2 separate regions of the Homo sapiens genome follow, and region 2 is linked to region 1. The links are chromatin loops, found by intact Hi-C in ENCODE. Cell type or tissue: mammary epithelial cell. All regions are shown on one strand. Links, peaks and the distances in the headings refer to the core of each region. The heading gives the core; the rest is flanking DNA. Region 1 has its middle 18 kb from the start of ZNF683. Region 2 overlaps CRYBG2 (crystallin beta-gamma domain containing 2).

Region 1 (15,907 bases), core at 4,440-12,439:
AACTCCAAAACTCTTAGGAGAAAATATGGGAGCAAACCTTTCAGACCTTGGGTTAGACAAAGCTTTATTAGACACAACACAAAAAGCACAAGCAACAAAAAATAAAGTAGGAAAATTGGATTTCACCAAAATTAAAAGCCTTTGTGCTTCATAAGATTCAATCAAAGGAAGTGTAGGATAGCTGTATATATATTTTTTAAAATAAAAATAAAATAGGCTAGGCATGGTGGCTCACTGAGCGAGACTTTGTCTCAAAAAAAACCAAATAAATAAAATAAATAAATAAATAAAATAAAGGAAAATAAGCATTGTTGGTGGCCGGGTGCGGTGGCTCACCCCTGTAATCCTAGAACTTTGGGAGGCCAAGGCAGGTGGATCACGAGGTCAGGAGTTCGAGACCAGCCTGGCCAACACGGTGAAACCCCGTCTCTGCTAAACATACAAAAAATTAGCTGGGTGTGGTGGCATGCGCCTGTAATACCAGCTACTTGGGAGGCTGAGGCAGGAGAATTGCTTGAACCCAGGAGGCAGAGGTTGCAGTGAGCTGAGATTGCATCACTGCACTGGGCAACAGAGACTCTGTCTTGAAAAAAAAGAAAAAGCAAGTGTTGTTGGCAAGGATGTAGAGAAATTGGAACTCTCATACATTGTTGGTGGAAATGCAAAATGGTCCAAGTGCTATGGCAAAACAGTTTGGTGGTGCCTCAAAGGTAAAGAATTAGCATATTCCACTTCTAGCATATACCCAAAATTGGAAACAGGTACTCAAACAAGCACATATGCATTCGTGTTCATAGCAACATTATTTGAAACAGCCCAAAAGGTAGAAACAGCCCATATGTCCATCAACAGATGAATGGATAAATTGTAGTGCATACATACAGTGGAATATTCATCCATAAACAGGAATAAAGTATTGATACATGCTGCAACGTGGAGAAACTCCAAAACATTATGCTAAAGCAAATAAACCAGACACACAAAAAGTCACAATTGTATGCAATTGTATGATTCTTTTTTTTTTTTTTTTTTTTTGAGATAGAGTTTCATTCTTGTTGCCCAGGCTGGAGTGCAATGGCGCGATCTCGGCTCACAGGAACCTCCGCCTCCTGGGTTCAGCGATTCTCCCGCCTCAGCCTCCCAAGTAGCTGGGATTACAGGCAAGCGCCACCACGCCCAGCTAATTTTGTATTTTTAGTAAAGACAGGGTTTCTGCATGTTGGTCAGGCTGGTCTCGAACTCCTGACCTCAGGTGATCCACCCATCTCAGTCTCCCAAAGTGCTGGGATTATAGGCTTGAGCCACCGTGCCTGGCTAATTTTGTTTTTGTTTTTTTTTTTTTTGAGATGGGGTCTCCCTTTGTCACCCAGGCTGGAGTGCGGTGGCACAATCATGGCTGCCTGCAGCCTCAACCTCCTGGGCTCAAGCAATTCTCCCACCTCAGCCTCCTGAGTAGCTGGGACTGTAGGCATGCACCACCACACCAGGGTAATTTCTTTTTTTATTTTTAGTAGAAACAATGTCTTGCTATGTTACCCAGGCTGATCTTAAACTCCTGAGCTCAAGCAATCCTCCTGCCTTGGTCTCCCAAAGTGCTGGGATTGCAGGCATGAACCACCTTGCCCAGCCCTAAAATGGTTGCTTTTAAGTTATATTAATTTCCCCTAAATAAATTATTTTTTGAAAAAGAATGTGAAAAGACAACCCACAGAATGAGATAAAATATTTTCAAATCATATCTGATAAGAAACTTGTATTCAGAATATAAAAATAACTCTTGCAACTCAATAATAAAAGACAAACAACCAAATTTAAAAATGGGCAAAGGATCTGAACAGACATTTCTCTGAAGAAGATATACAATTGGTCAATAAGTACATAAGAAGATGCTCACCATCACTAACCATCAGGAAAATGCAAGTGGAAACCACAGCGAGATACCATTTCACACCTACTAGATGACTACAATTGCACAAAAGAAACCAAAACAGAAAAAAACACAAATGTTAGCGAGATTACAGAGAAATTGGAACCCTTATACATTGCTGGTAGAAATATAAAATGGTACAGTCACTATGGAAAACAGATGGGCAATTCCTCAAAAAACTAAACAGAGGCCGAGTGCCTGTAATCCCAGCACTTCAGAAGGTCAAGGCAAGAGAATTGCTTGAAGTCAGAAGTTTGAAACCTGCCGAGGCAACAAAGTGAGACTTCATCGCTACCGAAAAATTTTAAAATTAGCAGAGTGCAGTGTCATGTGCCTGTAGTCCCATCTACTCGGGAGACAGAGGTGGGAGGATCACTTAAGCCCCAGGAGTTTGAGGATACAGTGAGTTATGACTGTGCCACTGCACTCCGGCCTGGGTGACAGAGCAAGACCCCGTCTCTGGGGAAAAAAAAAGGTTAAATGGCTGGGAGCCATGGCTTGTAATCCCAGCTACTCGGGAGGCTGAGGCGGGAGAATCGCTTGAACCCAGGAGGCAGAGGTTCCAGTGAGCCGAGATCGCGCCATTGCACTCCAGCCTGGGCAACAAGAGTAAAACTCTTGTCTCAAAAAAAAAAAAAAAAGAATCATACAATTGCATACAATTGTGACTTTTTGTGTCTGGTTTATTTGCTTTAGCATAATGTTTTGGAGTTTCTCCACGTTGCAGCATGTATCAATACTTTATTCCTGTTTATGGATGAATATTCCATTATATGTATGCAATACAATTTATCCATTCATGCCTATGCCGAGGCAGGAGGATTGCTGTGCCCAAGTTTCAGACAAGCCTAGGCAACATAGTGAGACCCTGTCTCTACAAACAAATTTTAAAATTAGCCAAGTGTGGTGGCACACACCTGTAGTCCCAGTTACTTGGGAGGCTGAGGTGGGAGGGTGGCTGGAGCCCGGAAGGTTGAGGCTGCAGTGAGCTATGATCATGCCACTGCACTCCAGCCTGGGCAACAGAGTGAGACCCTGTCTCAAAAAAAAAAAAAAGTATTGATACATGTTACAACATGAATCAACAGTGAAAACCTTTATGTTAAGTGAAAGAAGCCAGACACAAAGGCAACATATTATGTAGTTCTATTTATATGAAATGTACAGAATAGGCCATCCTGGCTAACACGGTGAAACCCCGTCTCTACTAAAAATACAAAAAATTAGCCGGGCATGGTGGCGGGCTCCTGTAGTCCCAGCTGCTAGGGAGGATGAGGCAGGAGAATGGCGTAAACCTGGGAGGCGGAGCTTGCAGTGAGCCGAGATCGCGCCACTGCACTCCAGCCTGGGCGACAGAGGGAGACTCCATCTCAAAAAAAAAAAAAAAAAACAGAAGAAAAAAAGAAAAAGAAAAGAAATGTACGGAATAGGGAAATCCATAGAGACAGAAAGTGGATTAGTGGTTGTTGCCAGAGGATGTGGGTTGGCGGGGGAGGGGAATGGAGACTGCATTATTTAGCATGATGAAGATGTTCTAAAATAAATTGTGGTGATAGTTGCACAACTCTATGACTAGACTAAAATCTATTGAATTGTACACTTTAAATAAATGAATTGTATAATAGGTGTATTATATCTTAATAAAGCCGTTAAAGAAAGGTAGAGAGAGAAAGAGAGAAATAGAGGAATATTCCTGCTCTCCTTACACTTGACTGCCTTCCTAGGGTTCCCCATAAACGCCTCCTGCTCGAATGGGAGCTCTAAGAAATGAGGGAACAGCTGAAGTTTCCACCAAAACCTATATGTCAGCATCCCCCACACAAAAAGCAGACCCTGGGTCAGGTAATTCGATGAAAAGCCACAGGCTCTACAGTGGCAGAAATGGTGGTTTGGCACTCAACATTCCTTCCTCCTCCTAGCGTGGCTTCCCGGACTGCACAGATGGAAAGTGAAAAACTACGTTTCCCAGACTCCCCTTGCAGCTGGGGCTCTGGATGTGAATGTGGATCTGCTAATCTAGATACATTTGGGTGAGATTTGGAAGGTGGAAGAAAAGAGGTTAAAGGCTTCGGATCAAAGCCATTTCTGCAGCAGTGTCAGCAGAAGTCTTAGGGTAAGGATTTGAAGCAACTTTTTTTTTCTTGTTTTTGAGATGGAGTCTCACTCTGTTGCCCAGGCTGGAGTGCAATGGCGTGATCTTGACTCACGGCAACCTCTGCCTCCTGGGTTCGAGCGATTCTCCTGCCTCAGCCTCCCGAGTAGCTGGGATTACAGGCATCCACCACTACGTCCGGCTAATAAAGTTGTTTTTAAAAGTTGCTTCAGCCTGGGTGCAGTGGCTCATGCCTGTAACCCCAGCACTTTGGGAGGCCGAGGCAGGCAGATCACCTGAGGTCAGGAGTTCGAGACTAGCCTGGCCAACATGGCAAAACCCCATCTCTACTAAAAATACAAAAATTAACCGGACGTGGTGGAGGGCACCTGTAATCCCAGTTACTCGGGAGGTTGAGGCAGGAGAATCACTTGAACCCTGGAGGCAGAGGTTGCAGTGAGTAGAGATCGCACCACTGCACTCCAACCTGAGCGACAAGAGCAAGATTCCATCTCAAAAAAACAAAACAAAACTTTAATGGAGTATAATAGATATACAAAAAATTGCTCATATTTAATGTGTACAGCTTGATGGGTATGGACATATGCATATACTTGCAAAACCATCACTACATTCAAGGTAATAAACAAATTCGTCACCTCCAAAGGCTTCCTCGTGCTGTTGTTATTATTGTTGTTGTTTTGTGGTAAGAACACATAACATAAGATCTAGCCTCCTAACAAAAAAAAAATTCTTTTTGAGACAGAATCTCACTCTGTCTCCCAGGCTGGAGTGCAGTGGCACAATTATGGCTCGCTGGTGCCTCGACCTCTTGGGCTCAAGCCATCCTCCCACCTCAGCCTCCCTGGTGTCTGGGACTACAGGCGTGTGTCACTATGCCCAGTGGATTTTTTTTTTTTTTCTTTTTTGAGATGGAATTTCACTCTTGTCACCCAGGCTGGAGTGCAATGGCACGATCTCGGCTCACTGCAACCTCTGCCTCCCGGGTTCAAGCGATTTTCCTGTCTCAGCCTCCCCAGTAGCTGGGATTACAGGCACCTGGCACCACACCCAGCTAATTTTGGTATTTTTAGTAGAGACGGGGTTTCACCATGTTCACCAGGCTGGTCTCAAATTTCTGACCTCAGGTGATTGACCCGCCTCGGCCTCCCAAGTGCTGGGATTATAGGCATGAGTCACTGCAGTGATGCAATCATAACTCACTGTAACCTCGACCTCCTGGACTCAAATCGATCCTCCCACTTCAGCCTCCCACAGTGCTAAGATTACAGGTGTGAGCCACTACGCCAAACAGAGAATGGATTTGAAGCCACATTGGTCTGATTCCAGAGCGTGAGCCCTTGTATCAGTGCTCTGTACTTGGACTTGTTACTTTTAGCCCATGATTCATTTTCCTTTCAGCTTGGGGAAAGAGTTGGCATCCTCCTTTCAATGAGAAAGCATCTCAATGAGCAACCCCCTGGATTGGATGGGCCACCACCCCAGAAAATTGGGGCAATTTGGGTACCACAAGGAGGGATTGGAAGGCAGCAGTTTCTTTGCTAGGATGGGGCCAAGATCTGCCAATCCTGATTGCTCACCCAAGGAGTCAGGAGAGAAAGATCCATTTACTTGACTGACATTGACCAAAAACAAGAGGTGTGGTTGGTGCCACAGGGCTGCAGGAGGAACTGGGCCCAGAGGCTTCTTAAAGAAGCACGTGATCAACAGCTGGGCATGGTGGCTTACGCCTGTAATCCCAGCACTTTGGGAGGCCGAGGCGGGTGGATCACCTGAGGTCAGAAGTTCAAGACGAACCTGGGCAACATGGTGAAACACCGTCTCGACTAAAAACACAAAAAATTAGCCAGCGTGGTGGCACATGCCTGTAATCCCAGCTACTCAGGAGGCTGAGGCAGGAGGATCGCTTGAACCCAGGAGGCGGAGGCTGCAGTGAGCTGAGATTGCACTCCAGCCTGGGCAACAAGAGTGAAACTCTGTCTCAAAGAAAAAAAAAAGAAGCACGTGATCTAGCAAAGAGTCTGGACCATGAATCCACCCTCTCCTGTCCACCTGCCAGCTGCAGAGCACTCCAAGGACGCTCTCCCAGGGCCCCAGGGTTTTCATACCCTTGGAGAGGATCTCCAATCCCCATCTCATCAGTGACCTCATCTTTAAGGTTCACTGGGCAACTTCCTCCCTGTAAAAGCCTCTTAGAGCCCAATTCAGCAAGCTATCCTACCTCTGAGGGTCCCCAGCCCTCAGTACAGACAGACACCTCCTCAGGTCTATTCTACTCTATGTCATGATGACAGTGGGAAGGGTATGAGGCCTGGATGACTTCTAAGCCCCATCAGCCACAGCCTACCTTGGGCAGGCTATTGAGCCTCTATGAACCTCTTTCTGCACCTGTGAAATAGGGTTGCTAATACCCACCTTGTTGGAGAGGTCACCCACATAACGAATTTACTCAGGGCCTAACTACTATTCAACAGATGGCTATTTTCCCCTCCTGTCCCCTCTCCTGCCATTTCCTTCCAGATTATATCGTCTTACAGGGCAGAAAAAGAGCCTGAGCATTTATTTACCCACATCCACACCCCCACACAGTCTCACATACATGGGTGCTGTCTGACAAAACATGTGCAATGAATGAGTCAACAACCAGAAGCTCACAGCCGAAATCACTCCATTCATTTTGTCGATTTGTGTGGTGAACAAATGTGTCCTAAGTCTCAAACAGGGGCCGGACCCCATGCTGGGGGCAAAGGATATAAAGGAGAGGGAAACAGGGTCCCTGCCCTCAAGGGGCCCCTGAGCTGTGATGAAAGAGACAAGTCAGTCATGCATTACAGTCCAGTGCCATGACTGGGCCATGGGTTTGGAAAGTCCTGGATTCCTCGTGAAGGGACCTTTGGGATTGCAGAAAGAAGATACCGGACAGAACTGGGAGATCTGGATTCTAGCCTCATTCTGTCACTAGCTTGCTCTGGAAGTGTCTTCAAGTCACTTCCTTAGTTTCCACATCTTAAAATGAGTGCAAGGAAGAGGGGCACCTGTGTGCTGTTCAATGTCCCCTCAGAGACAGACTCTTGGGCAGAGGATTCTGTGGGCCTGGGGCTGCTTTTGTAACACCAGAGCCTCCTGCTCCTGCACACTTACCTTGTGCCCACTTGGGTTTGCCAAGCAGGGACCTTGTTCCCCACCACCCTCTACCCCTGGCGTTCCCTGAGCAGTTGGGGGGCTCAGCCTCTGGTTTTGCGGTTTCCCTCGAGCTAGCCGTCACAGCAGCTCTGTGTGCCAGTGAGGGGTCAGGCTTTGAGAGGGTGGTGGGTAAGGGGAAGGTATCACCTTCCAAAGTAACCTCTGAGGGGCAGACTGGTGGCTACTTTGAAGCAGACTCTCACCACCACCACTCTGTTTCCAGGAAACCCCCACAGGCTGAGGGAAGGAGGGGCTTTGAAGAAACATAGCCTGGTACAAGGCCTCCTGCACAGAGGAGGACAGCCTCAGGGCCTGAAGGGCCAGCCAGTTTTGGAGGGGCATCTAGGAGCAGAATGAGGAGGAAGGGGCAGGGTTAGTGATTTTTGTTTTGTTTTGTTTTGTTTTGTTTTGTTTTGAGACAGGGTCTTGCTCTGTCATCCAGGTTGGAGTACAGTGATGCAATCACAGCATACTGCAACCTCAACCTCCCAGGCTCAAGCAATCCTCCCACCTCAGCCTCCTGCATAGCTGGGGCTGCAGGTACGTACCACCACTCCCAGCCAAGGTTAGTATTGAGAAGGTCAGGGGATCAGATTCTCAGAGAGCAGGTTCTGTGTCTTTCCCATCTGACCAGGGGTTCCCCTGGTTGAGTCCTGGTCTCACCTTGAGATGAGGAGGCCCCCACAGGGTGGGCTCTGTGCCTTCTATTAATATTAGATTGACCGGGCATGGTGGCTCATGCCTGTAATCCCAGTACTTTGGGAGGCTAATGCAGACGGATCATTTAAGATCAAGAGTTCAAGACCAGCCTGGCCAACATGGTGAAACCCTGTCTCTACTAAAAATACAAAAATTAGCCGGTCGTGGTAGCAGGCACCTATAATCCCAGCTACTTGGGAGGCTGAGGCAGGAGAATCACTTGAACCTGGGGTACGGAGGTTGCAGTGAGCTGAGATTTTGCCACTTCACTCCAGCCTGGGCAGAAGAGCGAAACTCCATATCAAAAAAAAAAAAAAAAAAAAAGGCCGGGTACGGTGGCTCACGCATGTAATCCCAGCACTTTGGGAGGCTGAGGCGGGCAGATTACCAGGTCAGGAGATCGAGACCATCCTGGCTAACATGGTCAAACCCCATCTCTACTAAAAATACAAAAAATCAGCCGGGCATGGTGGTGGGCGCCTATAGTCCCAGCTACTCGGGAGGCCGATGTAGGATAATGGCGTGAACCCGGGAGATGGAGGTTGCAGTGAGCCGAGATCGTGCCACTGCACTCCAGCCTGGATGACAGAGTCAGACTCCACCTCAAAAAAAAAAAAAAATCATTTGCACACATTACTTAACTCCTCCCAAGGAGAAGCCCTGAAGCTTAAGCTAAATCTACCTCTGTTCCACTCATTCCTGGAAGACAGGTTTTGAGTTTGATTACTTTGGAAAGGCCTCAGAGGTCTGCTGGCTCTCTGTCCTTGCCTTCTCTTTAAAAAAAAAAAAGTGATTACCAGGAAAATTGCGCCTTGGGAAATGGAGGCCCCGGCTGTGTGTGTGCACGTGTGTGTGTGTGTCTGTGTGTGTGTCCACATGCATGCATTCTACAATTTAAAGGGTTAAACCTCCAACCAAAGCTGAATCCAGCTGTGCACAGGTTTCTCTGTTCATCCCTCTAAAGGAACCTTGATCTTCTCTGCTTCAAGGTCTGTATAAATTGTTCCCTCTGCCTGAAACACACTCTCAACACATGCACACACATACAAACGCCCCCCCTTTACCTCTTTTTCACATTTTCTTTGGTCAAGATTTAGGCATCTGTTAAGTCTCTGTTTCAAAATCAGTTTCTGAGGAAAGCTTTTTTCTGATCTCCTTTCCCTTAAATTAAATCACTATAACTATTTGTTCACTGTAATCCTGCCCTGCTGGTGCCACAAGGCCTGGAACCTCATTTGTCTGTGTATCTATCTTGTTCATGCCTGTATTTTTCCAGTCTGTGGCATGGTGTCTGGCACATAGTGGCACTCAAACAACGTTTCAATGTATGAATGAATGAATGAACAACGGAACTTAGTGATGGTGGATGAGGAAAGGGGTCATGTGGGGTAAGGGTGTCCCCTGCTGGACATTGAGAGTACCCAGGGCATCCTCTCTGAGCTGGGAAGAATGACTCTCGGTCATAAATTTCCTCCCTGAGGGGCAGAGTTGGGGAACCTCACCTTATGCCCAGACTGCTGATGCATGCCTTCTTCTTACCTCTATCAGCCCCCACACCACTGTCCTCCCAGCCTTCAGAGCATCCGTCCCCACCCCCAGTGGCCTGACCCACCCTCCCCCACGCTGCAGACCACATCAGCAAGGCTGTGGAGCGCCACAGCGATTTCTGCATCCTCTCCACAATGAATATCCACCCCCTCTTAAACCTTTTGCTTTGAATAAGAATAGGCCCAGAGTCCTCCATCGATCCTCTTTCCCCCTCCTCCCAAATCAATCAATCAGTAGTGATTGGCTGGGACACTGGGGTGGAGGTGGACGAGGACTGGTGGGTGAAGAGCAAGGAAAGTTGGTGGGGTGGTGGTGGGGTAGGTGAGTGTGTTTCTGAAACAGGATCCCGCTAAAAGTATGGCAGAACAGTGGATTTCTCTGGAGGAGAATAGTTGGTGAGAAGATACCTGGGATGAGGTATTTAGAAAAAGGTGAATGAGAAATTCCTGACTACTGTCTTTTTTTTTTTTTTTTTTTGAGATGTAGTCTTGCTCTTGTTGCCAAGGCTAGAGTGCAATGGGGCAATCTTGGCTCACTGCCACCTCCACCTCCCGGGCTCAAGTGATTCTCCTGCCTCAGTCTCCCAAATAGCTGGGATTACAGGTGCCTGCCACCAAGCCTGGCAAATTTTTTGTATTTTTAGTAGAGATGGGGTTTCACCATGGTAGCCAGACTGGTCTCGAACTCCTGACCTCTGGTGATCCACCTGCCTCCGCCTCCCAAAGTGCTGGAATTATAGGAGTGAGCCACCGCACCCGGCCTCTGACTACTGTCTTGGCTGACAAAAGGGTAAAATACCTCCAGTTTATATAAAGTGTGAGCACAATGGGAGGAGGGGGTTCATAAAAGATTGGACTAAGAGGAACATGGTGAGGAGCACGGGGGTTCTGTGAGGGGAGTCAGGGCTCAGTGCTAAGGACATGGAGGAGTAGAGAGGGCAGGAGGAAGCCTCTTGGCCGAGGGTAAAAAGAAGTGGGTGGGGGTCAAAGAGAGATAGAGGTCACTTCTCTTCCAGTGAGGATGGGAAGAACCAGACCACACCTGTGACTCTCCATATAGTTCCCATCCCTGGCCCCTCCCCCAGCCATGCCCCAAAATGGGGCTGGGGAAGAGTGACAGTTACTTAATGACTCTGAGTCCCACTAGCTCTTCTGGGCAGCCTATGGTCACTGGGGGGCCAAAGGGGACTGAAGCCAAAGTCCAAGTTATTGATCTCTGGCCCCAAAGGTCAGCTTCAGGGGCAGAGGGAGTGGTGTTGCCATGGTGGGAGACTCGAGGGACCCCACAACAGAGGGGCTGTGCTGCAGCCCAGTTTTCACGTCTGCATCCTTAGTGCCCCATGATCCTATACACACACACACACACACACACTCCCACACCCCTCTATCCTGTCTTGCTTGAAATTTCTGCCTGATGGGATGTCTCAGAATAGACTCTTGGGTGTCTAGCCTTTGGGGTGTCTAGGGAGTATAAAAGGAGAGCCTTAGATGGAATTATTTATTTACTACTACCCCCGTCCCCAAGACAAAGCCCTGGGAGTCCATGAACTCTTTGGTGAATCCCATTAAAAAAAACACCAATCTGGTTGTCAGGAAGAAAGGATGGCAACAATTTTTGCTGTGTAGCCTTGACAAAGCATTTACCTTCTATGAGTCTTAGTTCCCTTATCTATAAATGAAGGGATTGAATCAGATGAGCTCTAAGTTCCTTTCCGGATAAGTGACCTAAGATTCTGAGGAATTAGAGGGGACAGGCCTGACAGCAGGGGTTAGGAGTAAGAACTAGGTTAGGTTCGGGAGATGGTAAAAACAAATTCTTGGACTTGGAAATAAAATCTGCATTCTAATTTTGGCCATTATTAACTGTGGAAACTGGGGCAAGTCATGCATTTATTAATTCAACAAACATTTAATAAGCAATTACGTTATCCCAAGCTTTGTGCTGCATACTGACACAATGAACAAAACATAGTCCCTGGCTTATGGGGTTTACATTGTAGTGGTCAGTGGGAAAGAAAGACAAATAAGCAAATATATATAATACAGTGGGACAAATGCTCTGTCACAGATGTGTAGAGCACTATAAAAAATGGGAAAGGGGGCCAGGGGCTGGGACTCACACCTGTAATCCCAGCAATTTTGGGAGGCCGAGGCGGGGGGGGATCACCTGAGGTCAGGAGTTCGAGACCAGCCTGACCAACATGGTGAAACCTCATGTCTACTAAAAATACAAAAATTAGCCAGTCATGGTGGCAGGCGCCTGTAATCCCAGCTACTTGGGAGACTGAGGCAGGAGAATTGCTTGAATCCAGGAGGCAGAGTTTGCAGTGAGCTGGTATCACACCACCACACTCCAGCCTGGGCAACAGAGCTAGACTCCATCTCAAAAAAAACTGAAAAAAAAAAAAAAAAATGGGGAAGGGACTGGGAGCCATGGCTCACACCTATAATCCCAGTGCTTTGGGAGGGAGGAGGATTGGTTGAGGCCAGCAGTTCAAGGCCAACCTGGGCAACATAAGGAGACCTCATCTTTATAAAAATATGTTTTTAATTAAAAAAACAGAGAATAGGGCCAGGCACAGTGGCTCATGCCTGTAATCCCAGCACTTTGGGAGGCCGAGGCAGGCGGATCACAACATCAAGAGTTTGAGACCAGCCTGGCAAACATGGTGAAACCCCATCTCTACTAAAAATACAAAAATTAGCCAGGTGTGGTGGCACATGCCTGTAATCCCAGCTACTTGGGTGGCTGAGGTGGGAGGATTGCTTGAACCCAGGAGGCAGATGCTGCAGTGAGCTGTGATCGCGCCACTGCCCACCAGCCCAGGAGACAGAGCAAGACTCCGTCTCAAAAATAAAAATAAAAGAGAATTAATAGTGATCAGCAAAGTGAAAGTAAGGGAAATGGTGCTTCAGGCAGAGGGGTAATCATGGAGAAACCCTAAGGAGAAAGAGAATCAAGCTATTGGAGGCCCTAGAGCGTGCATTGTGACAGAAGTGAGAAGGGGAAGGACAAGGAGTACAGTTGGCAGTAAGACTGGTACTGGGGGCAGAGATCTGCCTCCTCTGCAAAAATGCGATAACAATGTGCCCACCTAATCTCCCTCTTTTTCTGGCCGCCTTGTTTTCCAGGGTCTAGTGATATAATGAATGGGAAAATACTTTGTGGTCTGAAAAGCACTGTACAAAGTAGTACACAGACACTAGAAAAGAGCTGTGGATCACTGAGGATCAAGCTGGGTAAATCTGGCTTTGGGCTAACTTCCAGAAAAACAGTGGAAAATTAACCAAGATTGAGACATTGAGCCTTTAAAAACCTTAGGTCACAAAACTAGAGAAGATGAGGACTGGAGTTTGAACATAAAACATGACCCCAGAGTCTTTGCAAAAGAGGAAGGGGACTTGTTCTAAGGACCCCAGTGGATAGAAGCTATAGAGACTAGGTTGAATTCAATGGAAGAAATAACTTCTTATTTTTATTTATTTATTTTTTGAGGTGGAGTCTCGCTCTGTTGCCCAGGCTGGAGGGCAGTGGCACGATCTTGGCTCACTGCAACCTCCGCCTCCCAGGTTCAAGCAATTCTCCTTCCTCGGCCTCCCCAGTAGCTGGGATTACAGGCATGAGCCACCACGTTTGGCTAATTTTATTTTTATTTTTATTTATTTTTATTTTTATTTATTTATTTATTTATTTATTTATTTATTTGTATTTTTAGTAGAGATGGGGTTTCACCATGTTGCCCAGGCTGGTCTCGAATTCCTGACCTCAGGCGATCCTCCTGCCACGGCCTCTCAAAGTGCTGGGATTACAGGTGTGAACCACTGCACACAGGCAGAAGAAAGAACTTTCTAACAATCCCAACTATCTGTGGATGGGCAAGGCATTCACAGCAGTAAGTTCCCTGTTGCTGGAAGTTTGCAAGCTGATCTGGACAATGGCTGGTGTCAAGCTTGGAGTATGGGAGAGGGTCAGCTGATCTGCAAGGTCTATTTGACTTTGAGAGTCTTGGAATCAAGGATCTTGGAATGTCCATTCCCTTTGTTCCATTCCCTCTCCTTTAATAGAACAGGAGTGGAGGCTCTTTTCAGAACCTCACGATGCTGCTTGCATTCAGGAGAGGCTGGAACGGAAAATGGACAGCTCCATGCATCTGTCTTTCTGTCATCCTTCCTCGATGGCTGAACCACAGGGACCCAGTGATAAGGAGAGGGAAGGGACAGACTCCTATCATTTGGAGGCCTTGAGTCCGGCATGGCTTCTTCTTTTTTTTTTTTTTTTTTTTAGACACAGTCTCGCTCTGTGGCCCAAGCTGGAGTGCAGTGGCGCGATCTCGGCTCACTGCCACCTCCACCTCCCGGGTTCACACCATTCTCCTGCCTCAGCCTCCCGAGTAGCTGGGACTACAGGCTCCCGCCACCACGCCTGGCTAATTTTTTGTATTTTTAGTAGAGACGGAGTTTCACCGTGTTAGCCAGGATGGTCTTGATCTCCTGACCTCGTGATCCGCCCGCCTTGGCCTCCCAAAGTGCTGGGATTACAGGCGTGAGCCACCGCGCCCAGCCAAGTCCGGCATGGTTTATGTAGAGTTTGGTGTCATCTCAGATGCCATTGCTGAAATGCAGTGTGCCCTAGTGGTTAGGAGCATGAACTGCAGCATGGGACTGACCTGGATGGGTCACTTCCTGTCAGTTACCATGAGCAAATTGTTTAATCTCTGAGACTCTGCTTTCTCATTTTAAAAATGGAGACAATAGGCCGGGCGCGGTGGCTCACGCCTGTAATCCCAGCACTTTGGGAAGCCGAGGCGGGCAGATCACGAGGTCAGGAGATCCAGACCATCCTGGCTAACACGGTGAAACCCCGTCTCCACTAAAAAATACAAAAAAAATTACCCTTGCGAGGTGGCGGGAACCTGCAGTCCTAGCTACTCGGGAGGCTGAGGCAGGAGAACGGCGTGAACCTGGGAGGCGGAGCTTGCAGTGAGCTGAGATCGCGCCACTGCACTCCAGCCTGGGCAACAGAGCAAGACTCCGTCTCAAAAAAAAAAAAAAAAAAAAAAAAAAAAGGAGACAATAGGCCGGGCGGGGTAGCTCACGCCTGTAATCCCAACACTTTGGGAGGCTGAGGCAGGCGGATCACCTGAGGTTGGGAGTTTGAGGCCAGCCTGACCAACATGGAGAAACCTTGTCTCTACTAAAAATACAAAATTAGCTGGGTGTGGTGGTGCATGCCTGTAATCCTAGCTACTCGGGAGGCTGAGAGAGGAGAATCGCTTGAACCCAGGAGGCAGAGGTTGCGGTGAGCTGAGATCATGCCATTGCACTCCAGCCTGGGCAACAAGAGTGAAACTCCATCTCAAAATAAGATAAAATAAAATAAAATAAAAATGGAGACAATAATTCCCGCATCAGGAAGTTTTGCGGGGGGATTACATGAGCTAAGGTAGGGCCTAGGTTCAATGTCTGTCACATAGTAGGCACTCATACATTTTAGCTATTAACATGCTGAAAACATTTACATTAGTCTACAGTTGGGCAAAATCATCTAACACAGAGCCCATTTTATTTATTTATTTATTTTTTTGACACAGGGTCTTGCTCTGTCACCCAGGCTGGAGTGCAGTGGTGGGATCTCCGTTCACTGCAAGCTCCGCCTTCCAGGTTCACGCCATTCTCCTGCCTCAGCCTCCCGAGTAGCTGGGACTACAGTCGCCCGCCACTACGCCTGGCTAATTTTTTGTATTTTTAGTAGAGACAGGGTTTCACCGTGTTAGCCAGGATGGTCTCGATCTCCCGACCTCATGATCTGCCCACCTCGGCCTCCCAAAGTGCTGGGATTACAAGCGTGAGCCACCGCGCCCGGCCATTCACAGAGCCCATTTTATAATAAATTGACTATCTCACTTAACTTACTGAATACTGGACTGAAAGTGAAAAACAGAATGACTGCATGGGTACTCAAAGTACAGTTTCTACTGAATAGGTATCATTTTTGCTCCATCATAAAGTCAAAAAATGGTAGATTAAACCATTGTAAGTCAGGGACTATCTATATTTTATTGTTGTCACTTGCTGGGGAAATTTGAAGAAGTTATTCAAACACTCTGAACTTCAGTTTTCTCTCCTGTTAAATGGGGAGAGTAACACCTAACTCACAAGATAGTTGGAGGAAGCTGTGTCCAACACATAGCAGAAGTTGGCAGATGTTATTTTCTATACTATTTATTTATTTGAGACAGGGTCTCTCTTTGTCACCCAGGCTGGAGTGCAGTGGCGCCATCTCAGCTCACTGCAACCTTTACCCCCCTGGGCTCAAGAGATCCTCCCACCTCAGCCTCCCGAGTAGCAGGGACTATAGGCATGTGCCACCACACCTGGCTGATTTTTTAATTTTTTGTAAAGACAAGGTTTCACCATCTTGCCCAGGCTGGTCTCAAA
Region 2 (15,907 bases), core at 152-8,151, 55 kb before region 1:
AGCAGCAGGGAATGAGGTCAGACCTAAGAAAAGACTGAATGAAATCATACTGCCCCTATGGAGGGGAATTTGGCAATATTAGGCAAAACTCCATGAGTAATTACTCAGCAATCTCATACCTAGGAATCCATCCCAAGGACACCATTTGAAAACATGAAATAACACATGCAGGGGGCTATTCATTATGGCACTTCTGCAATAGAAAAGGGGGGAAGCAGCCCAGATGTCCATCAATAGGGGATTGGAGCTGAATAAATTAAGAAAAAGTGGGCTGGGCGCGGTGGCTCACGCCTGTAATCCCAGCACTTTGGGAGGCTGAGGCGGGCAGATCACGAGGTCAGGAGATCGAGACCATCCTGGCTAACACAGTGAAACCCCGTCTCTATTAAAAATACAAAAGATTAGCCAGGCGTGGTGGCGGGCACCTGTAGTCCCAGCTACTCAGGAGGCTGAGGCAGGAGAATGGCATGAACCCAGGAGGCGGAGCTTACAGTGAGCTGAGATCACGCCACTACACTCCAGCCTGGGCAACAGAGCGAGACTCCGTGTCAAAAAAAAAAAAAAAAAAGAAAGAAAAAGTGGAGTATAATGCAGCAGTTAAGTGGAATGAAAAAGAGCTCTTAAAGGGATATAAAGTGATCTCCAAACAGATGAAAAAAGCAGGTGCATAACAGTGCTTATAGCAAACTTCCTTTAAAAAACTGAGATATAATTCACATGCCATAAAATTCACACTTTTTGTTGTTGTTATTGTTGTTGTTGTTGTTGAGATGGAGTTTCCCTATTGTTGCCCAGGCTGGAGTGCAATGGCGCGATCTCAGCTCACTGTAACCTCCGCCTCCTGGGTTTAAGCAATTCTCCTGCATCAGCCTCCTGAGTAGCTGGGACTACAGGCATGCGCCACCACACCCAGCTAATTTTGTATTTTTAGTAGAGATGGGGTTTCACCGTGTTGGCCAGGCTGGTCTCAAGCTCCTAACCTCAAGTGATCCACCCACCTCGGCCTCCCAGAGTGCTGGGATTACAGGCATGAGCCACTGCACCTGGCCAAAATTCACACTTTTAAGGTGTACAATTTAGTGTTTTTTTTATTATATTAACCCAGTTATAGTATGTTCCCTTTTATGTAATAAAATGGAGGAGAAGGAAAACAAAATATAAATATTTGGCTTCTATAGTTATATGGAAATGTATGAGTGTATATTTGCTTATATCTTAACAACAACAAAAAAGCCAGTGGATGAACACACCAAACCCCAAAAAAAAAAAAAAAAAAAAAAAAAAAAAAAAGATTTCTAACAGCGGGAGAGAGGGAGGGAAAAAGTTGGCAGGGACAGAGATGAAAGCTGTTGGCTTTGGAACTGTTATAGGCTGAATGTCTGTGTCCTCCCAAAATCATATGCTAAAGCCATAACCCTCAATGTAATGTTATTCAGAGGTGGGGCCTTTAGGAGGTAATTCGGTTTAGAGGGGGTCATGAGGGTGAGACCCCATGATGGGATTAGTGTCCTTAAAAGAAGAGGAAGAGGCCGGGTGCCGTGGCTCACGCCTATAATCCCAACACTTTGGGAGGGCGAGGTGGGCGGATCACCTGAGGTCGGGAGTTCGAGGCCAGCCTGACCAACATGAAGAAACCCCATCTCTGCTAAAAATACAAAAATTAGCCGGGTGTGGTGGTTCATGCCTATAATCCCAGGTACTCAAGAGGCTGAGGCAGGAGAGTTGCTTGAACCCGGGAGGCAGAGGTTTCAGTGAGCCGAGATTGCGCCATTGCACTCCAGCCTAGGCAACAAGAGTGAAACTCCACCTCAAAAAAAAAAAAAGAAGAGGAAGAGACAGGAGCTCATATTCTCTCTCTTCACTACATGAGAACACAGCAAGAAGGTGGCCTTCTGCAAGCCAGGAAGAAAGGCCTCACTCTGGAAGTGAAGTGGCCAGCACCTTGATCTTGAATTTCCTAGTCTCCAGAACTGTGAGAGAATAAATTTCTCTTATTTAAACCACACAGACTATGGTATTTTGTGATAGCAGCCTGAGCTAAGGCACCATGTAAATATTTCATGTAATAATTATTATTTTAGAGATAAAATCTCACTCTGTTGCCCAGGCTGGAGTGCAGTAGTGTGATCATAGTTTACTGCAGCCTCCAACTCCTGGGCTCAAACAATCCTCCCATCTCAGCCTCCTGAGTAGGTAGTACTATAGGTGCATGACACCACATCCACCTAATTAAAAATTTTTTTGTCAAGACAGGGTCTCCTTATGTTGCCCAGGTGATTCTTGAACTCCTGGACTCCTGCCTCAGCCTCCCAAAGTGCTGGGATTACAGGCATGAGCCACTGTGCCCAGCTTCATGGTAATTATTCATAGGAAAACAGAACTAGGGCCAGGTGCAGTGGCTCACACCTGTAATCCCAACACTTTGGGAGACCAAGAAGGGAGGATTGCTTGAGCCCAGAAGTTTGAAACCAGCCTAAGTAACAAAGTGAGACCCCCATCTCTACAAAAAAGTTAAAAAATTAGCCGGGCGCGGTGGCGTGCACCTATGGTCCCAGGTCTCAGGAGGCTGAAGTAGGAGAATCCCTTGAGCCCAGGAGGTCAAGGCTGCACTGAGCTGTGTTCACACCACTGCACTCCAGCCTGAATAAGAAAGTGAGACCCTGTCTCAAACAAAAACAAAAACAAATCCAGAAATAGATAAAAATGAAAAATATTCCTTAAAACTGAAAATAAATTAAATTAATGAACCTAATTGTATATTAGGTTGGTGACATAACCACACACACAAAAGTATTATTTCAAATGTGTTTAAGACACGGTAATTTGAACGAATATATAACAAATAGGTTATAGGTGAATATCTTGAGGACAAAAAGAACCACAAGAAGCCAGGCACGGTGGCTCATGCCTGTAATCCCAGCACTTTGGGAGGCCGAGGGGGGCGGATCATGAGGTCAAGAGTTTGAGACCAGCCTGACCAACATCATGAAACCCCATCTCTACTAAAAATACAAAAATTAGCTGGGCGTGGTGGCGGGTGCCTGTAATCCCAGCTACTCAGGCGGCTGAAGCAGGAGAATTGCTTGAACCGGGAGGCAGAGGCTGCAGTGAGCTGAGACAGTGCCACTGCACTCCAGTCTGGGCGACAGAGCGAGACTCCATCTCAAAAAAACAAACAAACAAAACAAACAAACAAACAAACAAAAAACAGGAAACTCCCAACAGCATTCAGTGGTTTTTACTATTAGTTGTAATAAGGGCATTATAACTTTGAAACACCTAGCATGCAGATTTTGGTCTCTACCATTTGCCACTAAAAAGAACCAGGGTTCCTTGGCAAATAGCCAATTCTAGATTTGGAGCAAAAAAAAAAAAAAATGTACAAAATGATCCTGGAGCATCTTATTATATCAAGAAAGTTATCAAAACTACTGGGGTCGCCGGGCGCAGTGGCTCACGCCTGTAATCCCAGCACTTTGGGAGGCCGAGGTGGGCGGATCACCTGATGTTGGGAATTCAACACCAGCCTAATCCACATGGAGAAACCCCATCTCTACTAAAAATACAAAATTAGCCGGGCTTGGTGGCCCATGCCTATAATCCCAGCTACTTGGGAAGGCTGAGGCAGGAGAATCGCTTGAACCTGGGAGGCGGAGGTTGCGGTGAGCTGAGATCGCGCCACTGCACTCCAGCCTGGGCAACAGAGCAAAACTCTGTCTCAAAACAAAACAAAACAATACAAAAAAAACTACTGGGGTCGGCCAGGCACGGTGGCTCATGCCTGTAATCCCAGCACTTTGGAAGGCCGAGGTGGCGGATAGCTTGAGCCCAGGAGTTTGAGATCAGCCTGGCCAACATGAGGAAACCTGGCCCAAGGACCTTATTTGGATGCTGAGAAAAACAAGTTAATTTCACAAAGGCATTTTTGAGACAATGGGAGAAATCTGAACACGGACTGGGTATTGGGTAATATGAATAAATTGTTATTAATTTTATTAGATGTGATAATGACTTGTAGCTACGTGGGGAAAATGTTCTTTCATATTAGAGACACACGTTGAAGTGTGTACCCATGAAATTTTACGTTGGGTCAGGGATTTAAAATACTCCACCGAAAATTTAAAAGAGCACACGGATAGAGGAAACAAGATTTATCTTTATATTATACAATCTACAGTTTTACATTTTCCATTAAAACCTTATTTTGTTTTAAAATTGCGCAAGACAGAACAGTTCATCGCAAGGTAGCCAAAGGAAGGAAATCATTTGAAAGACTCTCCTCCTGCAGCCCCGCCTCTGCCCCAGCGCCCCCAGCCCTCCGCCCCTCCACGTTCTCACCTGCCGCCGTGGACCCGGCAGGACTGAGGTCGGAAGGAGGCGGGCAGAGCGGCCTGGTCATCTTCGAAAGAGAAGTGGTCGCCCAGAAAGTCGGGGCGGGAGAAAAGCTGAATCTGGAGGCAGAGAGGGGAGATGAGGGGAAGGAGGACGATGGAGTGGGGCCGAGAACAGCGGGGAGGGGAAAGGTCCGAAATGAGGGGAGAGACGTGAGCCCAGCGGCTCCCTGCGGAGTCCCTGCCTTACCTTTGAGACGAAGTGCAGATCGTGCTCCCCGACCTGAAGGTAGGGACCGAATCGAGAATTAGGGAGGGTGCCGGCCCCTAGCCTTGTCTTCTCTAGGTTTCAGTACCGTCCACCCCGCGGCCGCGCCCTCGGCCCCGCCCCCTTCTAAGGCCCCGCCCCAAGCGCCCAGGCAGGTCCTCCAGCCCGCTACCTCTGCGTGGGGGCGGGGCGCACCCGAACTCCAGGTCCCGCCACCGGGGAGGCCCCGCCCCCCGCGGCCGGCACGCACCTGTAGGACCGGCTGCAGCGAGGCGAGGGTGCTGTTGCCAGCGCCCCAGTCCTCGCAGTTACGATACACGCCCTTCTCCAGCACGTACTGTTCCCCGGAGAAGCCCACCTCCTGGTAGGCCACCCACCTGCAGGAAGGGCGGGGCGCGAGTCAGCTGGGACGGAGCCTGCACCTCTCCTGGAACCGCCCCCGGCTCGCCCGGGCCCGCCCCGCTCCCGGAGCCCGGGTCACTTACACGCCGCTGAGCACGTGGATGGCCTGTGTGCTGGGGCCGTGTTGCACCAGCTCCACATCCGGCAATGCCTTGCTCACCTCCACGCCGTGCCCCTCGAAGTCCATGGCCTCAAATAGCACGACGGCCGGGTCCCCGAAGTCCTGGGTCCCCAGGGACAGTCAGGTCTCTCCCGCCCACAAACCGAAACCCCTGGGAGTGCCCAGACCCCAGGGTCACAGCCCACCCGGGGAATTAGGGGTGAGGCTGTCAGTACGACCTGGAGAAGAGCAGCAGGGGAAGAGAGGCTAGACCTCTGGGAACACTTACAGGGAGAACACGGAGAGGGGGTACAAATTCTTCCCTCCACAAACTGTACTGGGGGAGGTCTGGCTGTGGCCAGAGGCAGAGGGATGGGCCAATTGCCTTTGCTTACCGTCCGGATGACCCGGAGGGAGGTCAGCAACTCGTCATAGCCTCCCCAGTGTGACCAGTCTGGGTATTCCCCCTCCTCCAGCAGATACTGGTGGCCCCGGAAGCCCTCCTTCTCGTAGCCCACCCAGCTGGGAAAAGCAGGAGGACAGACAGGCAGGTTCAGTCATAGGAGGCCCATGGATGAATGAGACAGCTGTCCCCACCCCTACGCAGCCCAGGTCACTCCCCACTCCCAAGGGTAAAGGCCAGAGGTGATGAAATAGAAGGAAGGGTCCTGAGTTCTCACCAGCCTCCGAGAACTCTCAGGGACCCCACAGAGGCCAGGTGGGGGCTCTGGCTGTCCTCTGGCTGCTGAAGGTTGTAGATGTCTCGGCTCACTTCCCAGCTGCGGCCCTGAAAGCCTGGGGCCTCATACACCACAGCCTGGGGGAAAGGGGCTGTCAGGAGTCATCTGGACCCAAACACACCCAGCCAGCTCAGGAATGGCTCTGCCCAGCATCAGGCCAATGTGGCACCCCCCAGCCCTCCCACCTCCTTGCTGAACTCCATCCCCTTACCCAATTCCTATCTCTACTCTGACCTCTGACCTTCTTACACATCAAAAGCCAGTTCCCAGTGAGCCCATCAGGTCCCATCCCCCCAGACCGTGCTTCTGGCCCCCAGTGCCCTCCTCTCTGGATTTCCTGTCCAGACCACGATAACCAAACACCTGCACCCCGCCACCAAAGGCCCTCTTTGGCTCTTAAGCCCAGACTCTTACCCTGGGCTCCCCTGGCTTCTCCACACTTGGGCAGCCCTGCAGAGGAGACAGAGCTGAGACACCAGCCCAGAGATGGGAAAGACAGATGGGGCTGCGGATCTAGGATTTTCCTGATCCTGAGAACCCCAACCCCATGTCTTCCCTTTTCCCCTACCTCTTAGGTTAATCCCTACCTCTCCTCCCACTCCCATTCCCAATAGAAGCTCCCAGGAAGCAGTCTCCAAGGGGTGCTGTTTTACACTTCATCCCCCATCCCTTCCCACAGACTGCAGGACCAGCTACTTGGGACCAGGGGCAGAGCCTAGACCTCCTGGCCTGTGGGTGTGCCCTGTTCTTTACCAATCTCATGGGCTTCAGGGAGCCCACGCTGGGGTCCGATGTGCCCCAGGCCTCTGAGGTGGGGTACTCTCCAGGTTCCAGGATGTAGGGAGTGTCTTCGAATAATGGTTTGGGGTACAGTAGCCACCTAGGGGAAACAGAGAGGCTGCTGCACCCTAGCAGAGAGACTTCAAGGGACACAGATTGGTGGGCGGGAGGGAAGGTTTAGAGTGGAAAAGGAGGTTTTCTGGGGAGGTTCCCATCAGTCTCGTATAATCTCTTGCAGTAGCCACATTGGTCTCCCTTCCTCTGGCTTTGCCTTCTCTAATTTCACACAGCAGCTGGAGCATTTTTCTCTAGCATGCATGGAAAACTGCTTCAATAACCCCAGTAGTTCCCTGTTAGCCTCACAATAAAGCCCGGCTATGCAAAGAGGCTCTGCAATCTGGCCTCTTCCTTCTCCCTGGGCCTCAGTTCTTCCCACTTGTTGCTTATGCTGGCTACACTGAAAATTTGAAGCTTAGCTGTCTCCTCTCTGGGCCTTTGCATGTGCTATTCCCTCTGCCAGATATACTCTTTTCCCCATTTATTCAATTGACAAATATTTAGAAGCATCTGCTCTGTGCCAGACCCTGCTACAGGCATCAGGGATACAGTGGTGAACAAGCATACACAATCTCTGCCCTCATGGAGCTTAGATTCTTGGCCAACTCATCCCAGCATGGTGTCTCCTCCTCCAGGAGGGTTTCTCTGACTTCCACACTCTGCCTCTCATGGTATGGTGTTTTTCTGTGCTCCCTCACCCCAAAACACTGAATTGCTATTGTCTGCTTACTTGCCTGTCCCCACCAGTGGACTGAGCACTCCTGAAGGCAGGAACTGTGTTCTGTCACCTCTGTGTCCCCAGCACCCAGCACAGTGAATGTCAAATGAGGGGATTCTAGAATAGACCAGACTCACAGTCCTGCAGAGACGGTGGCAGATGCCACCTGCAGGGGCTTCTCCAGACCCTGGGAATTCTTCAAGGCCTCTGTTAGCTTCACTTGCTCCCCCTTGAGGCCCTCCTCAGAGAAGAGGCTGATTTCCGGGGTGCTGTAGTCCTGTGGAAGGAGGGGGAAAATTAAATATAGATAAACAGCCAGGCGTGGTGGCTCACGCCTGTAATCCCAGCACTTTGGGAGGCCGAGGCGGGCAGATCACCTGAGGTCAGCAGTTCGAGACCAGCTGACCAACATGGAGAAACCCAGTCTCTACTAAAAATACAAAATTAGCTGGGCATGCCCGTAATCCCAGCTACTCGGGAGCCTGAGGCAGGAGAATTGCTTGAACCTGGGAGGCAGAGGTTGCGGTGAGCCGAGATCATGCCATTGCACTCAAGCCTGGGCAATAAGAGTGAAACTCCGTCTCAAAACAAAAAAAAAAAAGAAAGAAAAGATATATAAATAGCCCCCCTTGGACAACACCCCGCTTCCCCAAGTCCATTTAGCCAAGGCTCCAAATAGCTTCTGAGAAAACCTTTGTAGCCATTCCCCCAGAGACCAGGAAAGTGACTAGGGTGGTCTTTGCAAGGTCAGCCAGCCAAGCCTAAGACCAAAGCCTGTGCTGGTCCTTTGCTGAACCTTTGGGACCTGGGACAGAAGTTCCCGGGAGAACCTGCAAAGTGCCAGGCCCATAGCCTTGCCTCTGGGTAGCCTGACTTCCAGCCTGGTGGGAGGATGGGCAAGATGGACAGCCACTTCCTGAGTTCCAACTTTGACTCCTTCTTTAGGTACGGTTCCTGCCTCTGTCCAGACTGGCTTTGCCTGCACGTCATCCCAGGAAGCAGCAGATCCTCTTTGTATTCTGAGTGTTTCTTCCCCACCAGGACCATTTTCATTCACTCACTCATTCATCAAATATGTACGAAGCATCTACTGCATGCAAGGCACTGTGCTAAGGTCATGTCCTACCCTATCTCATTTAGTCCTCCCAGTGGGCATTATTCATCCAGTCACAGGTAAGGAAAGTGAGGCACGGAGAAGTTAAGCAACCTGCCCAAGGTCACACAGCTTGTAAGTAGCAGAGCAGTATAGTTTTTGTTCACTGTTGCAACCCAGCACCTCCCATGTGCTTGGCATACAACAGGCACCTAATCAATGCTGAATGAATCAAAGGAATCCAGAAACATCTGACTTCAAAGCCTTTACCTCCCACATGAAGACAAATTTATTGTCAGAAGTTCACAATTAATTGTCCACAAACATTTGTGTGTTTCTGGAGAGGCTTTGTTTTTTTTGTTGCTTTTTTTGTTTTTGTTTTTTGAAATGGAGTTTTGCTCTTGTTGCCCAGGCTGGATTGCAGTGGTGTGATCTTGGCTCACCGAAACCTCTGCCTCCCGGGTTCAAGCGATTCTCCTGCCTCAGCCTCCCAAGTAGCTGGGATTACAGGCACCCGCCACCATGCCCGGCTAATTTTTTGTATTTTTTTTAGTAGAGACAGGGTTTCATCAGGTTGGCCAGGCTGGTCTTGAATTCCTGACCTCAGGTGATCCACCTGCCTCAGCCTCCCAAAGTGTTGGGATTACAGGCGTGAGCCACCGCGTCCAGCCTCTGGAGAGGCTTTGTAAACTATCCCCTCCTCCTGGGCCACTGTCCTAGTTAAGCCTAATGAGCGCTCATCATCTCCTACCAGGAAGATTGCAACAGCTCTGGACTCAGTTATTCATTCTTTCATTAGAAACGAAAATCAGGCCGGGCGCAGTGGCTCACGCCTGTAATCCCAGCACTTTGAGAGGCCGAGATGGGTGGATCACGAGGTCAGGAGATCGAGACCATCCTGGCTAACACGGTGAAACCCCGTCTCTGCTAAAAATACAAAAAAAAATTAGCCGGGCATAGTGGCAGGTGCCTGTGGTCCCAGCTACTTGGGAGGCTGAGGCAGGAGAATCGCGTGAACCCAGGAGGCGGAGGCTGCTGTGAGCCGAGATCATACCACTGCACTCCAGCCTGGGCAACAGAGCGAGACTCTGTCTCAAAAAAAAATAAAAAAATCAAACAAACCAAAAGAACCAAAATGCCTGATAGACACTGCTTTTACAGTCATTGCTCTTCCTTCTCGTGTCAAGCTTAATTTCAGTAGTTTATTACTGTGCGGTGAAAACAATGTTGTTGTTTTCACAGCACAGCACATGAAATTATAATTTTTTTTTACTCTTGTTGCCCAGGCTGGAGTGCAATGGCATGATCTCAGCTCACCGCAACTTCCGCCTCCCGAGTTCAAGCGATTTTCCAGCCTCAGCCTCCTGAGTAGCTGGGATTATAGGCGCCCACCATCAAACCTGGCTAATTTTTGTATTTTTAGTAGAGACAGGGTTTCACCACGTTGGCTGGGCTGGTCTTGAACTCCTGACCTCAGGTGATCCCCCAACTTGGCCTCCCAAAGTGCTGGGATTATAAGCGTGAGCCACTGCGCCTGGCCTTTGAAATTATAATGTTAACTTTTCAAACCACACAGCCCTTCCTCAAAAATTAGAGGTGCCCCTGGCTGGAAATCACAGCCCTTCTTGGTCTCCCTGCCTCCAGGATCCCTCTTTTTTCCACCTGGCAGCCAGTGGGATGTTTATAAATCCCTAGTCTGGCTATATGGCGTCCCTGCTCCAAACCCAATCCTCACAGCCTAGCTTGACTGTAAGTCCTGAAGGGCAAAGAGGAGATCTCCCCCCACTGCCTATTGCCTGGCACCGGTGCCTGGCACATATTAGACATGAGTGAGCATCTGTGAGCAAATGAATGAGCAAACATGCCTGGCACCTCGGGTCTGACTGGGGGCCTGCATGCTGGCTCCTGGGGGGCAGGTAACCCCCACGTTCCCTCCCATCTTGTCTCTGCTGCTCTGTCCCCTTCCTGCTTGAGCATCCACTCAAACTTCCCCAGGCTGCTTTCCCAAGCTGAGCTTGGCCTCTGCCTGGGCCCTGACTCCTCAAGCCAGGCTGCCCATTCCCCAGAATCTCTTTCTTCCCCAGTCAGCTCCACGGTCAAGAATCTATGGACCAGTCCACATTAAGCCCCTCTGCCCACTACCCCATAAGATCTCTGCCAGGAATTTCTTTTGAAACGGAGTCTCACTCTGTTGCCCAGATTGGAGTGCAGTGGTGCAATCCAGGCTTACTGCAACCTCTGCCTCCCGGGTTCAAGTAATTCTCCTGCCTCAGCCTCCTGAGAAGCTGGGATTACAGGCGCATGCCAGCACACTCGGCTAATTTTTGTATTTTTAGTAGAGACGGGGTTTCACATGTTGGCCAGGCTGGTCTCCAACTCCTGTCCTCAGCCGATCCACCTGCCTTGGCTTCCCAAAGTGCTGGCATTACAGGCGTGAGTCACTGCTCCTGGCCTCGGGGATTTCAACTCTAGGCACTCGAGGCCGTCTCCCACCTCCAACTCACTCACCCAGACAACCCTCCTTAGGGAGCCGATGCCTTGGGGACTCCACTTTGTCCCTGGGGTTCTGAGTTCCATGTCTCCTTCAGGCAGGACCAGCTTCTGACCCCGGAACTCTGGCTCTTCGTACAGCACCCAGCTGTGGGCACAGAGATTCCAGGATCACAGATGGGGAGGAGGATGTGCCCAGGGCTGCTGGGTAGCTGATGGGGTTTCTCCCAGGCTGGACTGGTCACTCCTCACTCCCCTCTGCATCCCCCCAGGTTCACAGCCAAGTGCCTTGCTGGGCACTCCCCACTCACCAGCCTCGAACTACCCTTATGGAGGCTACGGGGGCCCAGCCTGAGGCATCAACGATGTCTCCCCAGACCTCCCTGCCACTGCCTTGGCAGCCAGACTCTGAGAAGAAGATCACCTGAGAAGGCACAGAAGGGGTCCTCAGGCCCTGACCCCAGGCCCCTGCATCCTGCTGCCCCCACCCACTTGCCCCCACAACCCTACCTTTCCAGGCCTGGTGTTCAGCTTGCCCTGGGTCTTTAAGGCTGGGCTCTGAAACGGAGGCAGGTGATAAAGAAGTCCTGTGGGGTCACCTCTTTTCTGCCTCCCCACAACCCGCCATTCCAAGGATCCCACATCCTCCCTATTAACCTCCACCCGCAAGGAGCTGGCGCATAGAGGATGCTCACACTTGTTCCCAACCCCCAAGGGCCTCATCACCCTGTCCCAGGAGCTTGGTGCTCATCACCCGCCTTCCTCAGCTCCCAGGATCTTGGAGCCCCCACACCCTTTGGAATCCACAGTACAAACCTCCCACAGTAGGGATAGGGATAGGGAGATTGAGGCCCAGAGAGATGTGGCTTGCACAGGTCAACTGAACCAGACTTCAGACAGAAGCCTCTGCCCCCAGACTCTGACTCCCAGCACCACTCTCTTCACACCACTCAAGCCTTGACCCAGGTGAGGCCAGGCACCTCCCTTGCCCACCCGAGGCCTCACTTACCCACCCCTCCAGGGGCAGGGAACAGGCAAGCTTCTCCGTTGGGGATGATCTTTCACTGCAAAGCAGGGGCAACTGTCCTGGCACCTTCCTGAGCCCCGGTGCCCCATGGGGCAGCAGAGCAGATAGTTTTGTGCCCAGCGGTTCCGGGGTGGAGGCCTCCTTGGCGGTAGGCACCAGACTGCCGAACAGAAGGCTGCCTCCAAGACGGGAAGTGGGCCTGCTGCCTCCCTGCAGTTCCAATCCCAGCTCTGAGTGGGGGCCCTTGGTTCCTGCTACATGCTTCTTCATCATCTCCAGAGGAGAGCAGGAGACCTGGGTGGGTCTGGCAGGGTGGAGGTCCCTGGAGGGGCTGGGCCCAGCTTTCTCCTGCCTGCGCTGGAGCTTCTCATCGTCACTCAGATAGGGGTTCTCTGGTTCCTCCTCCTCCTCCTCCTCTTTCTCTTCCAGTGAAGGCACCTCCTGGGGTCCGGGGCCCAGCACCCATGGCCCCAGCTGGTCCTCCTCAATGGCAGGCAGCGTGGCGTACATGGACAGGTAGGAGGAGCGAGGGGCTCGTGGCAGCCGGTGAGTGCGGAGGATCTCAGGGGGCTCCATGCTCCGCAGCGTATCCAGGAATATCTCCAGGTCAGCGGCCAGGGCCACCTCATCCTCCTCCCTTGATGTCTCTGTGCACGTCTTGCCCTCGGTGGGATCAGAGACAAGCTGGGACTCCGTGCTGGCCTCTGCTCCTGTTGGCACTGGGGCAGGGGTGCCTCCTGGGCTGGGGGACACCCTGTCCACTGAGGAAGATGGGGCAGGGAGAGCATCAGGGTCCTGCACAACCTCTTTCTGGGTGAGAGATGAGATGGGGCTCCCTTCAGAGTCCTGGACCCCCTTATCCTGTTTGGGGAGTGAGGTGGCAGGAGCAATTGGGCCTTGAACAGTCTCTTCCTTGGTGAGGGGCGGGGCAAGGCTGCCTGCAATACCCTGGACAGCCTCTTTTTGGATGCTACTGCTGCCTTTTGGGCCCTGGACAACCTCAGTTGACTTGGGGGACAAGGCAGCAGGAGCACCAGACCCCTGCACCACCTCCTTCTGGGTGGGAGATGAGGCAGCAGGAGCACAGGGGCCCTTCACAACCTCTTTCTGGGTGGGCGATGAGGCAGCAGGAGCACCAGGGCCCTTCACAACCTCTTTTGGGGTGGTGGACAAGGCAGCAGGAGCACCAGACCCCTGCACCACCTCCTTCTGGGTGGGGGATGAGGCAGCAGGAGCACCAGGGCCCTTCACAACCTCTTTCCAGGTGGGAAATGAGGCATCAGGAGCACCGGGGCCCTTCACGACCTCTTTCCAGGTGGGGAACAAGGCAGCAGGAGCACTGGACCCCTGCACCACCTCCTTCTGGGTGGGAGATGAGGCAGCAGGAGCACCAGGGCCCTTCACGACCTCTTTCCAGGTGGGGGACGAGGCAGCAGAAGCACTGGACCCCTGCACCACCTCCTTCCGGGTGGGAGATGAGGCAGCAGGAGCACCGGGGCCCTTCACGACCTCCCTCTGGGTAAAGGGGAGGACAGGGACATTTTCAGAGTTCTGAACAAACTTATTCCTTGGGGACGATGGAGCAGAAAGACCTCCTGGGCTGGGGACATCCTTCCTTCTTGTAGTGGATGGAGCAGGAGGTTGTCCAGGGACTGTCACATGCTCGCTCCTCACCATGGGCAGGACGGTGGCAGCAGGGGGGTCCACGGGCCCGTCCTTTTTTTTAGGGGGCAGAACAAGGGGAGTGAGCCGGGCCCCGGGGTGAGTGGGCACCACAGGCTGCTTTGCAGGGTGAGTTAGGCCAGGAGAGGGGACATGGGTCTCGAGTCTGGGAGAGGAGGGGACTGATGCTTGACCCTGAGAAGTCTGGAGAGGGAGCTCAGTGGAACTGGGGGCTCCCAGCACCTGCCAGAGCTCACAGGCCCTGGCATCCGGGGCTCTGCCCTGGTCTCTGTCCGGACAGGCTGCAGGGGCATCCTGATTCTTAGGCAGGTGAGCACTGGCTGGGATGCCTGTAGAGGCCAGGGCAGAGCTGTCTTTAAGCTCTGCTGTCCCGGTCTCAGGCAGCTGCCTCAAGGCTGCCCCCACTGTGCTGCCCAGACCTGTGCTCCTTGGCCCGCCAGCCGTGGGCCTGGGCAGGTGACTGGCAGGGGGGCTGTGCCCAGCAGGCACGAGGTTACTTAGCACTTTCACGGCCTGGCTGCGGCTGGGCGAGCCTGGTGGGGAGCCCACCACCACTGGCGGCACCATGCGGGAGACCTGACGGCCCCGTGGCAGGGCCTCGCCTGAGGACACTGGCCTCACAGTCACAGAGCTGCTCATCCGCCGGTCCACATGACCTCCCACCACTGTGGTGGTCCGCACAGTGCGTGTCACTCGGTATTCCTCGAGGCTCCGGGAGCTACCACTGGTGAGACCTACACCTGGGTGGGGACTTGGCTCTCGGGGCCCAGGCAGGGGAACCAAAAGCTCAGTCCTGGCCATAGCTCCCACACATGGGGGCTCAGTCCTGGGAGCTTGGCGGCTGCCATCACTCTGGTCCACAGCCTCCTTCAGCCTCCCCTCAGGCCTTTTCTCCTTGGGAGGTGGTATGTACTTCTTGGAAAAGATGGGTCCATGGCTCTGGAAGTTCTTGGAGCCAGCTGTATCCCGAGGGCCCTGGCAATTCACAGTCTCTTCTTCCTGTGTTGCAAAGCCATTGACTTCCACTTCCTCTCGACGGCTGAACTCAAACATCTCCTTCTGCGGGGCTTCCATCTGGGCCCCTGACACCAGGGACACCTTGTGAAAACCATGTTTGATCTCTTCCTGGGTGGGGGGCCGCTGCCGCCATGTCAATGTGGCACTTACCACTCGGGCCTTGGCCCGGGCCATGGGCCCACCTGCCTCCTCCATGTGGGGCCCTGGCAACCTGTCTGGAGGTGTCCTTGTCCCACTGTGGTCCAGCTCCCTGCAGAGGAATAAGAAAGATGAGGGTCAGAGGGTGGTGAGAGTGGCTTCCTAAAGTGCAGAATAACCACCCCTACCCAAGTCAGGCTGGGAACCTCAGGCAAATCGCTTGGCCTTTTTGGGCCATTGCTTTCTCATCTGTGAAATGGGCATGGTAGTCTCAGCTCTGATTTGGTTGATCAGAGCCCCTCATCCATCCCTCTCCCTGACTTTCAGGTGATCTCCTAGGTCAGGGTCCTTCAAAGGTGAAGCTGAGGCCTGAGCCCAGAAGGAGAGAAAAGGAAGAAGGCAGAAGGGAAGATGCAGCTGACCCACAGGTCTATAGGGGGGCTGGGACTCTGCCCACAGAGCCCTAGGTCTAGTCCCCCAGGAGCTGAAAACTAGAAAGCCGAAAACTGGGCAAGCGTTGTTCTAACTCTGTTCAGGGAAGATGGGCTTTGGCCTCAAGCAGAGCTGGGTTCCTTAGTTGCTCACTAACTGGCCATTTCTTCTGTTCAAGCATCAGGGTCCTCAGCCACAAAACTGGAGTCTTGCCAGAGTCCAGTAAGAGAAACAATGAAACCTCCCCCTGCGTTTTTTTTTTTTTTTTTTTTTTTTTGTGAGACAGAATCTCACTCTGTTACCCAGGCTGGAGTGCAGTGGTATGATCTTAGCTCACTGCAGCCTTGAACTCCTGGGCTCAAGTGATCCTCCTGCCTCAGCCTCCCAAGTAGCTGGGACTACAGGCACACGCCGCCACACCCAGCTAGTTTTTATTTATTTATTTATTTTTATTTTTATTTATTTATTTTTTTTGAGACAGAGTCTCGCTCTGTCACCTAGGCTGGAGTGCAGTGGCATGATCTCGGCTCACTGCAAGCTCCACATCCCTGGTTCACGCCATTCTCCTGCCTCAGCCTCCCCAAGTAGCTGGGACTACAGGTGCCCTCCACCACGCCCAGATAATTTTTTT

Evidence for each region. Peaks named below come from ENCODE experiments on the same cell type or tissue, not always from the same donor. Only the 100,000 strongest peaks of a DNase experiment are listed, where the experiment ranks them.
Region 2: it touches region 1 in a loop (5-fold over the local background); 14 of 110 quality-filtered maps call a loop at or near these places.

Annotation. Positions count from the first base shown.
Region 1 is chr1:26,382,346-26,398,252 of GRCh38, forward strand. No RefSeq gene overlaps it. Among named protein-coding and RNA genes, the nearest start is that of ZNF683, 18 kb to the left of the region's middle. In mammary epithelial cell, for the core only: a CTCF peak has its summit at 9,326 (motif pointing left); a DNase peak (open chromatin) is centred at 5,226.
Region 2 is chr1:26,331,757-26,347,663 of GRCh38, forward strand. It overlaps CRYBG2 (crystallin beta-gamma domain containing 2), which reads right to left. Exons shown (of 20, transcript NM_001039775.4): 2 at 11,989-14,956; 3 at 11,490-11,537; 4 at 11,291-11,403; 5 at 10,998-11,127; 6 at 7,534-7,673; 7 at 6,595-6,721; 8 at 6,256-6,291; 9 at 5,782-5,918; 10 at 5,497-5,623; 11 at 5,085-5,224; 12 at 4,850-4,976; 13 at 4,582-4,614; 14 at 4,339-4,451. The coding sequence starts at 14,901. Among named protein-coding and RNA genes, the nearest start is that of CRYBG2, 14 kb to the right of the region's middle. RefSeq lists a silencer at 4,632-5,011 and enhancers at 5,152-5,211, 14,571-15,324. In mammary epithelial cell, for the core only: no CTCF peak of the experiment used is centred there; a DNase peak (open chromatin) is centred at 4,785; H3K4me3 peaks cover 1,415 bases; H3K27ac peaks cover 576 bases.